Regions from separate parts of the Homo sapiens genome. Here region 1 is linked to region 2. A link is a contact called in ENCODE Hi-C data. All regions are on one chromosome and are shown on one strand. Each heading gives the region's core, a stretch centred on a gene start or an enhancer-like site at or near the end of the contact. The rest is flanking DNA. Distances are from core to core; before and after follow the strand shown. Region 1 has its middle 28 kb from the start of LINC01624. Region 2 has its middle 73 kb from the start of LINC01624.

What was found. A loop is a pair of places that touch in the nucleus more often than their neighbours do. Pooled maps may share reads with other maps.
Region 1: a loop to region 2 is called in a pooled map of posterior vena cava, with 14 times the contacts of the local background. The contact joins two enhancer-like sites. A Hi-C loop is called at or near these places in 3 of 168 maps with a recorded cell type or tissue (CD14-positive monocyte, DLD1 and sciatic nerve) and 5 of 50 pooled maps.

What each region holds. Positions count from the first base shown.
Region 1 is chr6:170,241,067-170,247,496 of GRCh38, reverse strand. No RefSeq gene overlaps it. Among named protein-coding and RNA genes, the nearest start is that of LINC01624, 28 kb to the left of the region's middle. RefSeq lists enhancers at 1,567-2,332, 2,333-3,098. Within about 2 kb of position 3,454, at least 4 of the 41 ENCODE cell types and tissues checked have a DNase peak (open chromatin) inside an H3K27ac peak, as active enhancers do.
Region 2 is chr6:170,196,117-170,203,429 of GRCh38, reverse strand. It overlaps the pseudogene RPL12P23. Among named protein-coding and RNA genes, the nearest start is that of LINC01624, 73 kb to the left of the region's middle. Within about 2 kb of position 2,914, at least 3 of the 41 ENCODE cell types and tissues checked have a DNase peak (open chromatin) inside an H3K27ac peak, as active enhancers do.

The DNA.
Region 1 (6,430 bases), core at 2,205-4,704, 44 kb before region 2:
GACCCCACCTCGGTGGATGCTGGTGGCAACTGAGGAAAAGTGTTCTGAGTGTGTGAGGAGAGGTGCTGAGACTGATGTCATCAATCACACACGGAGAGCAGAGCCGTGTCGGAGCCGGGGTGAAGTCATTCCAGCTTTGTTATCCTGGGGTTCCGGCGAGCGCCGCGTGGGCAGAGCCCGTGTTTATGCTCAGGGAGGCGGCATCGCCCTGAACAGTGTCTTTTCTGTGGCTCAGGTCTGCCCTGAAAGCTGTTCCTTTTACACTCCTTCCTGTTCGTCAGGTTTTACCTCAGTGTGGAAAGAGTGACAAACAGAAAGAACAGGGGCCATAAGCACAGTTGCTGGGGGTGGCGAGGGCTGGAGCTGGGGGCGGCTGCAGGGGCGGTGAGGGCTGGAGCTGGGGGCGGCTGCAGGGGCCTGGAGGGCTGGAGCTGGGGGCGGCTGCAGGGGCGGTGAGTGCCGGTGCTGGGGGGCGGCTGCAGGGGCGGTGAGGGCCGGAGCTGGGGGCGGCTGCAGGGGCGGTGAGGGCCGGTGCTGGGGGCGGCTGCAGGGGCGGTGAGGGCCGGTGCTGGGGGCGGCTGCAGGGGCGGTGAGGGCCGGTGCTGGGGGGCGGCTGCAGGGGCGGTGAGGGCCGGTGCTGGGGGGCGGCTGCAGGGGCGGTGAGTGCGGGTGCTGGGGGCGGCTGCAGGGGCGGTGAGGGCCGGAGCTGGGGGGCGGCTGCAGGGGCGGTGAGGGCTGGAGCTGGGGGCGGCTGCAGGGGCGGTGAGGGCCGGTGCTGGGGGGCGGCTGCAGGGGCGGTGAGGGCCGGTGCTGGGGGCGGCTGCAGGGGCGGTGAGGGCCGGAGCTGGGGGCGGCTGCAGGGGCGGTGAGGGCTGGAGCTGGGGGGCGGCTGCAGGGGCGGTGAGGGCTGGAGCTGGGGGCGGCTGCAGGGGCGGTGAGGGCCGGTGCTGGGGGGCGGCTGCAGGGGCGGTGAGGGCCGGTGCTGGGGGCGGCTGCAGGGGCGGTGAGGGCCGGAGCTGGGGGCGGCTGCAGGGGCGGTGAGGGCCGGTGCTGGGGGGCGGCTGCAGGGGCGGTGAGGGCCGGAGCTGGGGGCGGCTGCAGGGGCGGTGAGGGCCGGTGCTGGGGGCGGCTGCAGGGGCGGTGAGGGCTGGAGCTGGGGGCGGCTGCAGGGGCGGTGAGGGCCGGTGCTGGGGGCGGCTGCAGGGGCGGTGAGGGCCGGTGCTGGGGGCGGCTGCAGGGGCGGTGAGGGCCGGTGCTGGGGGCGGCTGCAGGGGCGGTGAGGGCCGGTGCTGGGGGCGGCTGCAGGACGGAGACACAGCAGCCTGCAGAAGGGCGCCAGCACTCACCTTCGTGTTCCGCATGGCCAGGAAGTTCTGATTAAGACTGGATGCAGTGTAATGAATGACATGATAATGGATGATCACAGAAGCTGGTTTGTGAGGCAAACAACCACACTTATAAAATTTGGTTTCCCACGGTTCTCGCCCAGGGAGGGGAGCCCACGCCTGCCATGTAAACATCTCCCTTTCACCCCCGTGGGCACCCAGCAGCCGGGCATCAGGGCTCCAGGCAGGCGCTGCTTGCATCCGCTTGGGTGTGAGGTCCCAGGGCTTCCCAGGGCTTCACAGCGGGGGCCATTTGCAGGAACCACTCTTGGAGAACAGCCGTGTGATGTTCCGACCAGGAGGACTGCACAGCCAGGGCCATGGGAAGGGGTTCACGTTTCAGCCATGTGGGAAAATCCCAGGCCCTCAGGTTGCATTTGCAGGCTTGGCGTGAGAGCCCTCGCGACGGCTGCTCACCCTCGCTCTCCCACCCCGTGGTGCAATCTGACCTTGGTGCTCTCCCCCGGCCTCTCCTGGATTTATTCCTCATCCACGTTTTGTGACAGCAAAGCCTTTGAGGAGAAGGCCTGGGGCCGACGTGGGTTCCGTCCCAGCTCTCCCAGGAGCTGGTGCTGTCTAGGGTCAGGTGCGGGACGTCGCTAGCTGCATCTCTCATCCATAAAGTGAGGAGACCCGATCACCTGCGAGGGCCTGGCAGGAGGAGAAAACAAGCTCCTCGTGTGTCTCTGCCAGGTGCACAGTTGGCCTTCAGTCAACGTCCCCTGCTCAGCAAGTTGCTGATTATTTACAAATTTAGAATATCCAGAATTCCTGAATATTCAATATGGCATTACTCATCAGCACTGAAATTTCTAACTGAAGAAAGTCTTTTCCTGCTCCGAACTTACTTTAAAAGTCTGGTTGTACTCAAATATCATCTGCAAAGTGGTCGTGTGGCCTGGAGACCTTGCAGTCGACAGACAAAGCGGCCACAGACAGGGAGCTGAGGTCATCTGGGGCGGCCACAAGCCTCTCTCGCGGGGCCCTGTGTCCTGCGGGGACAGCGAACCACAGCGCTCCCTCAGCTCAGCCACCTAGGACCAGCCACAGTGGGGGGCCCGTGAGGAGGATGGTGCAGCTGTGGGGCCATCCTGACACCTGGCCATTCGTAGGAAGGCCGTTTGCTCTCAGGAAGTGATTAGGGGAGATCCCCGGGGCCTCCCTGAGCTCTCGGGAGTGTTTTGGGGACACAGAGCCGAGTTGCCAAGGGCGGCCCTGCTGTTGACAGGCTGCTGTCCTTCTACGTCTGGGCCTCAGAGCATCTTCCAGGGGAACTGCAGTTCTGTGTGCAGGCGCTGCCTCAGTAAGTTTCCCGCCTCGGAAAGGTCCCCGCAGCAGCTCTGGATGTTTGGGCGTTTGACCAAGGGTGAGGCCCAGGGACAGCTTGGGACACTGCGTGCATGCACAGCCAGGCTGCACCCCATTAGCAGAAGGTGTTTAACACTCGACACATAAATAATAGCGTTCACACACACATCTTATCACAATGCTTAATAGCCTTATCAAGAATCAGGAGAAAACAATGCATCCTTTTATAGCATTTTAAGTTAAAGAAACAAAAACAGTGAGAGAGGAGAAAGCTGCCCTGCCAAGAACCGTTCCTGTCTCCCTGGCCCTCAGCACTATTTATGACAGTACCCGCGGGTCGTCGCAGTTATTATTATTGTTGTAAATGCTCCTAGAAGTGGGCCGTCCCTCCCCAGCAGACAGACCTCCCTCTCAGCCGGCCTCTCCTGTTGAGCTTAATTGAATGTCCCGATGCATAGGAGGAGGGTTAATGGCATAACTCAGTCACACAATATCTTGGATTACAGACAGCCAGCAAGCAAAGGCCCGGCAGCATGGCAACGGGGCCGGCACCGTGGGAACAGGCGGGCGGACAATGATGGGATTGACAGTGTGCATGGAAAGGCCACCTTTGGGAGAAACCGTATCTCCCAGCATGCTGGGGAAAGTGAGAAATAGTGGCAGATGCTGCTGGACTGCAGCAACAGATGCTTCTGGCCGGGCCCCGCCAGCCAACCAGATCACACGTCGCTAAGTAGGGAGCACTGCTCCCCGCCCCCGCTCTTTGTCGGAGGGAGGCAGCAAATACAAATATTGCAGAGGAATTAGAAACAGCAGATGGTGGCAGCAGGGCTGGATGAGGTCAGGGTTAGGCACAGGCACATTTGGTGGTGGCATTAATCACCCCTTCCTCTGGGAGTGGAGAGCTCAGGCCTCCAGCACAGCCCGGAGCTGACCACCTCCCTGCGCTTCACTCCGCCCCTCCCCGACGCCTGCCCCGCTGCCTGCCCCCCTCTCGAAGGAGGCTGAGCCCACAGATCAGCTTTTAGATGTCTCATCCAATTTAGCAGAGTTTAAAAGAACATATGTTGAATATTTTGTTAATTCAATTTGTGTTTAAATAATTGATGTTGGCCAGTTCCAAATGTGAGATTCTAAAGGGCTCATATGCTGGTTTGATGCATTATCTATCATCCTATTGTGCGAGGTCAGTTGTTTTCATTACAAGACAAATACTCACTCTCTCTTTATTATGAGCTCAGGCGGCACCCAGTTTAGAGTGTCTGTAATCAGGAGTGTTCAGAAAGAAGTTCTTGTAAATCGCAGACTCCTCAGTGGAAGGTCAGCGGGCAGAGGAGAGACCTGATTCCCCGTGACCTCTGGGGATGGAAATTCCACTCTGGAGACTTTCTCGGGAGGACGTTCTGGTTTCACTGAAAGGAGTATGACTCTGTGAGGAGGGAGAATGTGATTTGGTGTGTGCTTGCATGTGGCGGGACTGGCGTCTGCCGTCCATATATGTGAGTGTGTCTTTGTGTTCCTGTGTGCTGACTGGAGGTGCTGTGTGTGTGTGTGTGTGTGTGTGTGTAGGTGTAGACATCCCTTAATAGCTTACCTTATGAAAAATAAAACCTGTGGGGTCGGGTGCGGTGGCTCACGCCTGTAATCCCAGCACTTTAGGAGGCCGAGGCGGGCAGATCACTAGGTCAGGAGATGGAGACCATCCTGGCTAACACGGTGAAACCCTGTCTCTACTAAAAATACAAAAATTAGCCAGGCATGGTGGTGGGCACCTGTATTCCCAGCTACTGGGCAGGCCGAGGCAGAAGAATGGCATGAACCCGGGAGGCAGAGGTTGCAGTGAGCCGAGATTGCGCCATTGCACTCCAGCCTGGGTGATAGAGCAAGACTCTGTCTCAAAAAAAAAAAAAGAGAGAGAGAGAGAAAGAAAACTTGTGTTCTAAATGCTTTCAGAAATGAATCCAAAGATTCTTTAAGGGTTATCACATTTACGGCCAACACGATAGTAGGATTTCTTACAACGTTTATGTTTTAATACCTTAAGCCACACCTGCGTCTTTTCCAAGGCTCAGAGATGGCTTCCTGACCGCACAGAGGAGTGTCTTGGGGCAGACCTGTGGGCTGTGAGGGGCTTTGCCTGTCGAGCCCTCTGTAGGCCTGGATCCTGCCTCAGGCACCCTGTACTCAAAGCGTCTCTGTTGGGGCCGTTACGGTCTGCGATGGTATAGCAAGGGGCAAGTGTGAAGAATTCCAAGTCTTTGACCTTAAATAAAATGTTTCTCTCCTTGAGGTAGAAAGAAATCTAGATGTGATTTTTATGCTTATGAACACAATTTGTTCCAATTCAAAAGTAATTGCTGCTCATTCTAGAAAATCTAGAGAAGAAAGAAGTAGAAAAATAAAATCATTTGTGTCTCGCCAGCATAGGCAGCACTGGCCATGTGGTATTCCTTCCTTTCCCACGTGTAATGTCCGCTGTCTGTGTTTAGAGTTAGGGTCACTGGTATTTCTTTTTTTCTTTTCTTTTTTTTTTTTTGAGACAGAGTTTTGCTCTTTTTGCCCAGGCTGGAGTGCAGTGGCGCGATCTCGGCTCACTGCAACCTCCGCCTCCCGGGTTCAAGCGATTCTCCTGCCTCAGCCTCCCAAGTAGCTGGGATTACAGGCACCTGCCACCATGCCCGGCTAATTTTTTTATTTATTTTTATTTTTATTTTTAGTAGAGACGGAGTTTCACCATGTTGGCCAGGATGGTCTCGACCTCCTGACCTCGTGATCTGCCCACCTCGGCCTCCCAAAGTGCTGGGGTTACAGGCGTGAGCCACCGCGCCCGGCCTGAGACCGGTATTTCTTCCTCCCTTTCCCATGCGTAACGTCCACTGTCTGTGTTTAGAGTTAGGGTCACAGCTTCACTTTAAACCTTGATTCGTTTGCTTCACATTATTATGTGTGCATGTCTCTGCCTTTGTCTTGTCTATATAATAGTCCACTGACTTGATATATTCTCTTATTTAACATTTTCTTCTTTTTAATACTTATTTGAACATTTGAAATGGTAAAAGTCTTTGCTTTCACAGACAATTCTGGGATAAACTTGCTTTAAAGATATTTTCTTTTTCTAGAGCTAAAAAAACTTATTTGGGCTAACTTTTCAGGAGTAGAATAATGGGACACATGTAGAAACAGGAAACAAGGCCAGGCACGGTGGCTCATGCCTGTAATCCCAGCACTTTCGGAGGCTGAGGCAGGTGGACTGCCTGAGCTCAGGAGTTCAAGACCAACCTTGGCAACACAGTGAAACCCCATCTCTACAAAAAACAAAAAAACTTACCTGGGCGTGACGGCACACACCTGTAATCCCAGCTACTTGGGAGGCTGAGGCAGGAGGATTGCTTGAAGGCAGAGGTTGCAGTGAGCCAAAATATCACTGCACTCCAGCCTGGGCAACAGAGCCAGACTCCATCTAAAAAAAAAAAAAAAAGAAATATGAAACAAAATAATTTCCCTTTCTTTCAGTTCATAAAGAGACATTGTAGCTAGCTGAAAGAAAGAAGAAAGAAAAAACTAACAGAGCCACTGTTAATATGTAATGTGTATCCTTAAAGTTTTCCTCCCTTTGCTTATATTACATACATCTTTCTCAAAACTGGGGTCCTTCAGTTTTGTAAGCAGCTTTCCTTTAATTGTGAGAAAAACCCACATAGCATTAAACTCACTCTCCTCAAAATTCCCATGCGCGT
Region 2 (7,313 bases), core at 1,665-4,164:
TGTCATGCGTCCTCAGGCGCTTGATGATCTCATCTGGTTTTGTGAGTTACTTTAAATATTATCTGTGGCGTGATGATTTTTGTTTTGAGTTTCCAGTACAAATCCCTCCCCCGCATTCCAGATTTGTCTATCAAACATCTCTCAACATCTCTGCTTGGATATGTAATAGGAATCTCAAAACCAGACAGGTCTAACTCTGCATTTCTGATCTCCTCACCCCACACCTCACTGTTCACTGACACTGCTTCTCTGGTGATTCCCCTGAGCAGATGGCATTTCCCTCCTTCCAGCTTGTGCAGACCAGGAACTGGGAGTTCCTGACCTGGACTCCTCCTCGACTCCATGGCGTCTGCAAGTCTTAAAAGCTCTACCTGGGAGACCTCTCCAGCCTTTAGCCCTGCCTGCCCTCCTTCACTGCCATCCTGTCCAGCCCACCATGACTTCTTTCCCACAGATGGAAGTGCAGAAAGTAGACTGGGCCTTCCTTTGCCACATTCGTCAGCTTTCTGAGTGGGAGCTGGAGGTGGTGCTTCCACTGCCCTGCTGTACCCACCCAGCCTCTCTGTGGCTCCTCAAGCCTCTCGAGACACTCCTGTGCCAGGGCCTTTGCACACACTTTTCTCCCTGCCTGAGCACCTCCAACTCCCTCCCTCCTCAGGTCTCTGCTGAAAGTCACCTTCTCAGTGAGGACATCTTGAAACGCACCCCATTCCCTGCTCTGTTACTTTCCAAAGCGCTCGTCATCATCTGTGGTGTATTTCACACTGACCTTGCTCTCACTGTAAGCTCAGGGAGGGCGGGGGGCTTCCATCTCTCTGTTCACGTCTCTCCCCCAGGGCCCAGAACCTTGAGCAGACAGCGGGGGCTCAGAAAACACTTGTGGAATGCGTGAACGAGCATACGTGGATTATGTTTTAAATGGTTATCCTTGGGGAATAGGAAAGAAATTGACTTGATGTTGATGTCACTCAGTTCTGTTGTGAATTTTAATAGGCTGTAGATGCTATAGAATTTTCTAGTAATCATACCTCCCACAAATAATGAGAGTTTTGGCTCATTCCTTCAGTTTCTTGCATCTTTTAGCATTTTTTATTGTTTTATTGCATGGGTCAGGGCTTCTAATGCAGAGTCAAAGGGAAGTGGTGAGAGGGGAGGTCCACACTGTTCTTGTCAATGGGAATACTTCTAAGGTTTCAGCATTAAGTATGAGTTTATTATTCTTTACAGATAGCTTTTGGTTAGTTACAATGTTCCTTTCTATTCCTAGTTTGCTAAGAATATATTTTGCATTTTGTAGCCATGGATGAGTATACAATTGCATCAAATAGTTTTTAATAAAACATTGATTATAAACTATTATAATACTATTATAACTATCAGTTACTAAATTATTGAGATAATTTTTTTCCTTTCAGATAGTATTATATATTTAGTAACAAGTAATATGTTAATTGTACAAACATATTGTTTTGATGTTGAATTACTCTTCCTTTGCTGACATAGTACTAATTGGCTGTGATGTAATTTTTTTTTTTTAGATGTAACTCACTTCTTTCTTGGGGGAGTTTTCTTAAGCATTTTTACATAAGGGAGATTATTAAAAAGTTTCTCCTGCTGTGCTGTGGTCTGGATATTTGCACCCCACCAAATTCATAAATTGAAATCTTGGAACCCCCAAGGTTATGGTGGAGGAGGTGAGATCCTTGGGAAGTGACACAGTCATGAGGGCAGAGCCTCACAAATAGGATCAGTGTCTTATAAAAGGAACCCCAGAGAGCTCCCTCAGCCCTTCCATCACGTGAGGACACAGCAAGAAGATGGCCATTCACCCATAAACCTGGAATAGGCCCTCACAGACACCGAACCTGCTGACACCGCGATCTTGGACTTCCAGGCTCCAAAAGGTGAGAGGCGAGTTTCTGCTGTGTATCAGCGCCCCCGTCTATGACATTTTGTCCCAGTAGCCTGGATGGACTGAGGCACATGGTCCTTGTTTGATGTTTTATATCTAGGGTATAGCAGCCTGATAAAATAGAGTGAATAGTAGTTCCTACTTTTCTATTCCGTGAAACGGTGTGGGAGGGACGGGAGCTGCTGCTCCCTTTATGGTCTGGCAAGACTTTCCAGTATAACCACCTAGGACTGAAAACTTACAGTAAAGGTTGGTTTTTGAATGTATTTTTTTTTGTTTTAATGATTATTCCTTCATTTACTTTTTATATATTTCATCTTGGTTTGATTTTGACTATATATTTAAAAATACTATCATCAACTTTATTGAAGTTTTAAAATTATGGCTACATGATACATCATTCATGATATTCTCTTGTAATTAAATTTGTTTCATTTCATTTCAAATAATGTATGTGGTGTCTTTTCTATTTTTTCTTGTTTTAGTTTTTCTAGGGTTTTATCTATACTTTTAGTTTTGTCAAAGAACCAACTTATTATCTTGTCTTATTAATTTATTATTTTCAGTTTCCTTACTTTATGCTCTTTGATGTGCAGGAGATGGCTTGGATTGAATTTCCATCACTTGTAGCCAAAAATGGCCTTACTAACCTGAGTTTTGCCTGTTTCCCGTAATGTGAGTCATTCTCCTTGGCACTCTCTGCACACCAGCTCCTCCTGGCCACTGTAGGTCTGGCCGGAAGCTGTGTCCAGGCTTTCTGGTGGGATTCGAGTGCCACCCTTCCTTCTGAGATTTTATTCTGTCCTGGGGTTCACATCCCTACAGGGAAAGCCTTGGGCTCCCAAATGTCCCCTCATTTGCTGTGAGCTCTGGGACGAGGCAGCCTGGTGTTTTCTTCTGCCTCTGCACAGATGCTGTCGGGGAGGCTGCTCTTCTCCGGGACACCTTTGACTGTTCCGTGGGTGGCCTGTTTATGCCTCAGTCCACTTCTCTTCGCCTGTGAGGGCTGGGGAGGATTCTTGGCGGGGGACTCATGCTCTTACTGTCTCTCCCCTGCTTCTGGGATGTGGGCGGTGAGATGAGACAGAGCCCTTATTTTCTCTTCATCTTACCATTTTGAAATTTATGACATCTTTCCTTATGTTACTGCTATTCATTATTTTTTGTTTTTAACTGCATTTTCTACTACTCATTTACTTTTTGTTTTTTTGGGTCGTGAGTGATCCTTTATTGAAATATTTTCCTTTGTGCTTCTTAACTAGCCAGCACTCCACATTTCATGGTCATCCGTGGCATGATGAGGTGGTGCCATCGACACCGTGGCTTGCAGACTGGGCAGTCCCTAGGAGCTCTAGTGGTTCCAGAGAGTTCTCTGGCTAAAGATCGGTGCTGCATCTGTCTGGCAATGTTGACAATCTCATCGCAAGTGATATTTCCACTCTAATATTTTTCTGTTTCTTTCTGCTTCTTGGTGGTTCCTTGAGGGCTTTGATAATCAGAGCAGAGGCAGATGGCATGGCCTCCGCCTGGGCCTGTCTGTTCTAATGGTCGGTTTCCCTGTGGTCCTCAGAACCTTCTAGTCCCTGGTTGCCTTGGTGATGTCATCAGCAACCTTTTCTGGAGACAGACCCAGGGGGCCAATCTGGGGGGCCAGGGCAGACGTGGCACTGACTTCAGCACCAGTGAACTTAGGAATTCGACTTTGATCTCCTTGGGGTCAAACTTAGGTGCATGGTGGCGGTGGCCACTGTCAGGTAAACCCAGATTTGGGACAACCAAGAAAGTTTCACCTTGGTCTCTCCTGAGCTGAAAATAAAGAGCTAATTTTTTGTTGTCTTTTTAATAAACAGTTTCCTTTGGTGCATTTCGTTAGGTTTGGTGGGAGAGGATTTTGCGATTCAGCTTCATGTCACTGTCACCATCTTTGTCTGGGAGACCAGGATGTTTATCTTATTTAAATGATAGAGAAGCCACAGAGAAGCCATTGATTCTTTGAAATATGTCCTTCCTGGGTAAATACCTAGTTAATCAAAGTAGAAAGGTTTTTAAAATGTTTTAGTTTGCCTTATTTTTGAATTATTATTGTTATTATTATTTATTGATTTCTTTATTTTTGAGACAGAGTCTCGCTCCTTTGCCCAGGATGGAGTGCAGTGGCACGATCTTGGCACATTGCAAGCTCTGCCTCCCGGGTTCACGCCATCCTCCTGCCTCAGCATCCCGAGTAGCTGGGACTACAGGCGTCTGCCACCATGCCCGGCTAATTTTTTTGTACTTTTTTTAGTAGAGACGGGGTTTCACCGTGTTAGCCAGGATGGTATTATTCTTATTTTGAAATCACACTTTTAACTTGGAGATAATTATAGGTTAATATGCTGTTGTTAGAAATACCACAGAGGCTGTGTGTGGCCTTTACCCAACTTCCCCATTCATCACATTTGGTAAATGGTGGCACAATCACATAACCTGGATGATGCCATCGGTGCAGTCAAGACGCAGGCCATTCCCATCAATCCCAGATCCTCCTGCCTCCATCCCCATTCTCAGCCCCTGGTGACTACTCACAGGTTCTCCGTTTTAATAATTTTGTCATTCCAAGAATGTCACATAAGTGAAACTATGCAGTGTATGCCTTTTGAGATTGTCTTTTTTTTCCACTCAGCGTGGTTTTCTGGAAATCCATCTGAATTGTGTATCTGTAGTGTGTTTCCTTTCTTGCCTGGCTGTATTTCACAGTGTGGATGCACTATGGTTTGTTTAACCTTTCTGGTTGGAGGACATCTGTGTGTTTTCCCCTTTTGGGCTATTACAAATAAAGCTGCTACAAACATTTGTACTCAGGATTGTGTGTGAACATATGTCTTCTTTTCTCTGGGATAAATACCCTGGAGTATTATTGCTGGGTTGTATGACAGTTGCATATTTTGCTTTTTAAGAATCTGCCAAACTGTTTTTCAGAGTGACTGTCCATTGTGCATTCCCACCCACAATACGTGGGTGATGCTTCCCCCACATCCTTCCTGGTATTTGAAGTTATAATTATTTTTATTAGTCATTTTGATAGGGGTGTCGTGGTTTTAGTTTGCATTTCCCTAATGGCTAATGATTCTGAACATCTTTTCATGTGCTCATTTGCCCTCTGTATATTCTTCTAGGTAACTAAGTCTGTTCATGTCTTTTGCCCATTATCTAGCTGGAGTGTTTATTTTCTTTCTATTGAGTTTGAGAGTTCTTTATATATTCTGGATATCAGCCCTGGGACATATGGTTTGCAAACATTTTTTCTCAGTTTGTGGCTTGTCTTTTGATCCTCTTAACAAGGTCTTTTACAGAGCAAAAGTTTTACATTTTGATGAAGTCAATTTATCAATGTTTCATTTTATGGATTAGGTTTTGATGTCAAGTCTAAGAACTTTGCCTAGCTCTAGATCCTGAAGATTTTCTCCTATGACTTTTTTCCTAGAAATGTTATCATTTTTATGTTTTGCCTTTAAATCTGTGATCCATTTTGAGTTAACTTTTGTATAAGGTGTGAAATTTAGGTCATGGGGAAATGCCGCCATGTTTTTCCTGGGGATATTTAATTTCTCCAGCACTACTAACTCAGAGAGTGATCTTTCCTCCATTTAATTGTTTTTGTACTTTAAAAAAAATCTGCTGGGCATATTTGTGCAGGTTTGTTTCTGGGTTGTTTATTCTATTCTATTGACCCATGTGTCTACCTCTGTCAATATTATAGTGTCAATTACAATAGGGGTATAGTAAGTTTTCAAATCACGTAGACTGATTCCGTTAACTTCCTTCTTATTTCTCAAAATTGTTTTAGCTAGGCTAGCTTTGTCTGTCTGTATGCATTTTTGAATAATCTTGTCTAAATCCAAAAAAATCCTGTTGGGAGTTTGACAGAAATTGTGTCAAATTTATATATTGATTTGCAAAGAATTGACATCTTTATTGTGTGGGGGCCTTCCAATCTATGAACATGGTATCTCTCCCCATTTTTATAGCTCTTCTCTGATTTCTTTTATGAATGTTGTGTAGTGTTCCACACACACACACACTGTCCATGGTGTTTTAGATTTATAGCTTAGTAGTTTATGTTTTTTCAGCAATTGTAAATGGTATTGTATTTTAAAATTTAGTGACCATGTGTTTGTTATGAACAAGAAGAAATACAATTGATTTCTGTAGGTTTCTCTTATATCTTGTGACCTTGTTGAACTCTCTTATTAGTTCTTTCATAGATTTCTCGGAATTTTCTACGTAGACAGTCATGTGATTTGCAAACAGGGACAGTTTATTTGTTTTCTATCTGTATGCTTTTCCTTTTATTTTGTCATTGCACTGGCTAAACTTCCAGAACTATGTTGAATAAAAGTGGTGAGAATGAATAGGCTTAGTGTGTTTCCAATTTTAGGGAAAAGCATCAATATTCACCATTAAGTACAATGTTAATGAATGGTAGAATTTGACAGATGCTCTTTATCTAGTTGAAGACGTTTCCCTGTATTTTTATTTTTATGAGATTAAAAAAACCCAAGATGGACATTACATTTTGTCAAATTTTTTTTTGCATCAACCGATACGATGATGTGGTTTGCCTTCTTTAGTCTGTTACGTGGTGGATTATAATGATTAGTTTTTGAAGATTAAACTAGCCTTGAATTTCTGGAATAAACCACACACTTGGTCATGGTGTATAATTTCTTCCATATGTTAATAAATTTTATTTTCTAATGTTTGTTAAGGATTTTTACACCTGTGTTCATGAGGGATATTGGTTTGCTGCTGTTTTTTTGGTGCTGTCTTTGGTTTTGGTATCAGGGTAATACTAGCTTCATAAAATGAATTGGGAAGTGCTGCTGCTTCTATTTTCTGGAAGAGATTTTATAGAATTGGTGTTAATTCTTCTATGAAGCTTTAGTAGAATTCTCCACTGAAACTGTCTGAGCCTGGAAATTTCTTTCTCTGGGGGCCTTAAAAGCACAAACTCAATATCCTTAAGTGTTAAAGCGCTATTAAATTACCTATTTTAAATTGGGTGAATTGTAATAGATTGCATTTTTAAAGGAACTTGTCAAGTTTGTCTAAGTTGCCAAATTTAGTTTTATAGAGTTATTCAAAGTATTCTCTTATTATTCTTTTGATGGCTCTAGGATTTGTAGTGATAGCCCCTGTTTTATTGCAGACATTGATAATTTGTGTCCTCTCTCTCTTTTCAGTCTTTCTAGAGGTTTGTCAATTTTATTGTTTTTGTTTCAGAGGAGCTTTTTGTTTCACTGATTTTCTCTACTGTTTTTCTGTTTTCAATTTCATTGACTTATGCTTATTTTCCTTCATTTGCCTCCTGCAGGTTTATTTTGCTCTTTTTTCTAGGTTCTTGAGATAGGAATGTAGTTTA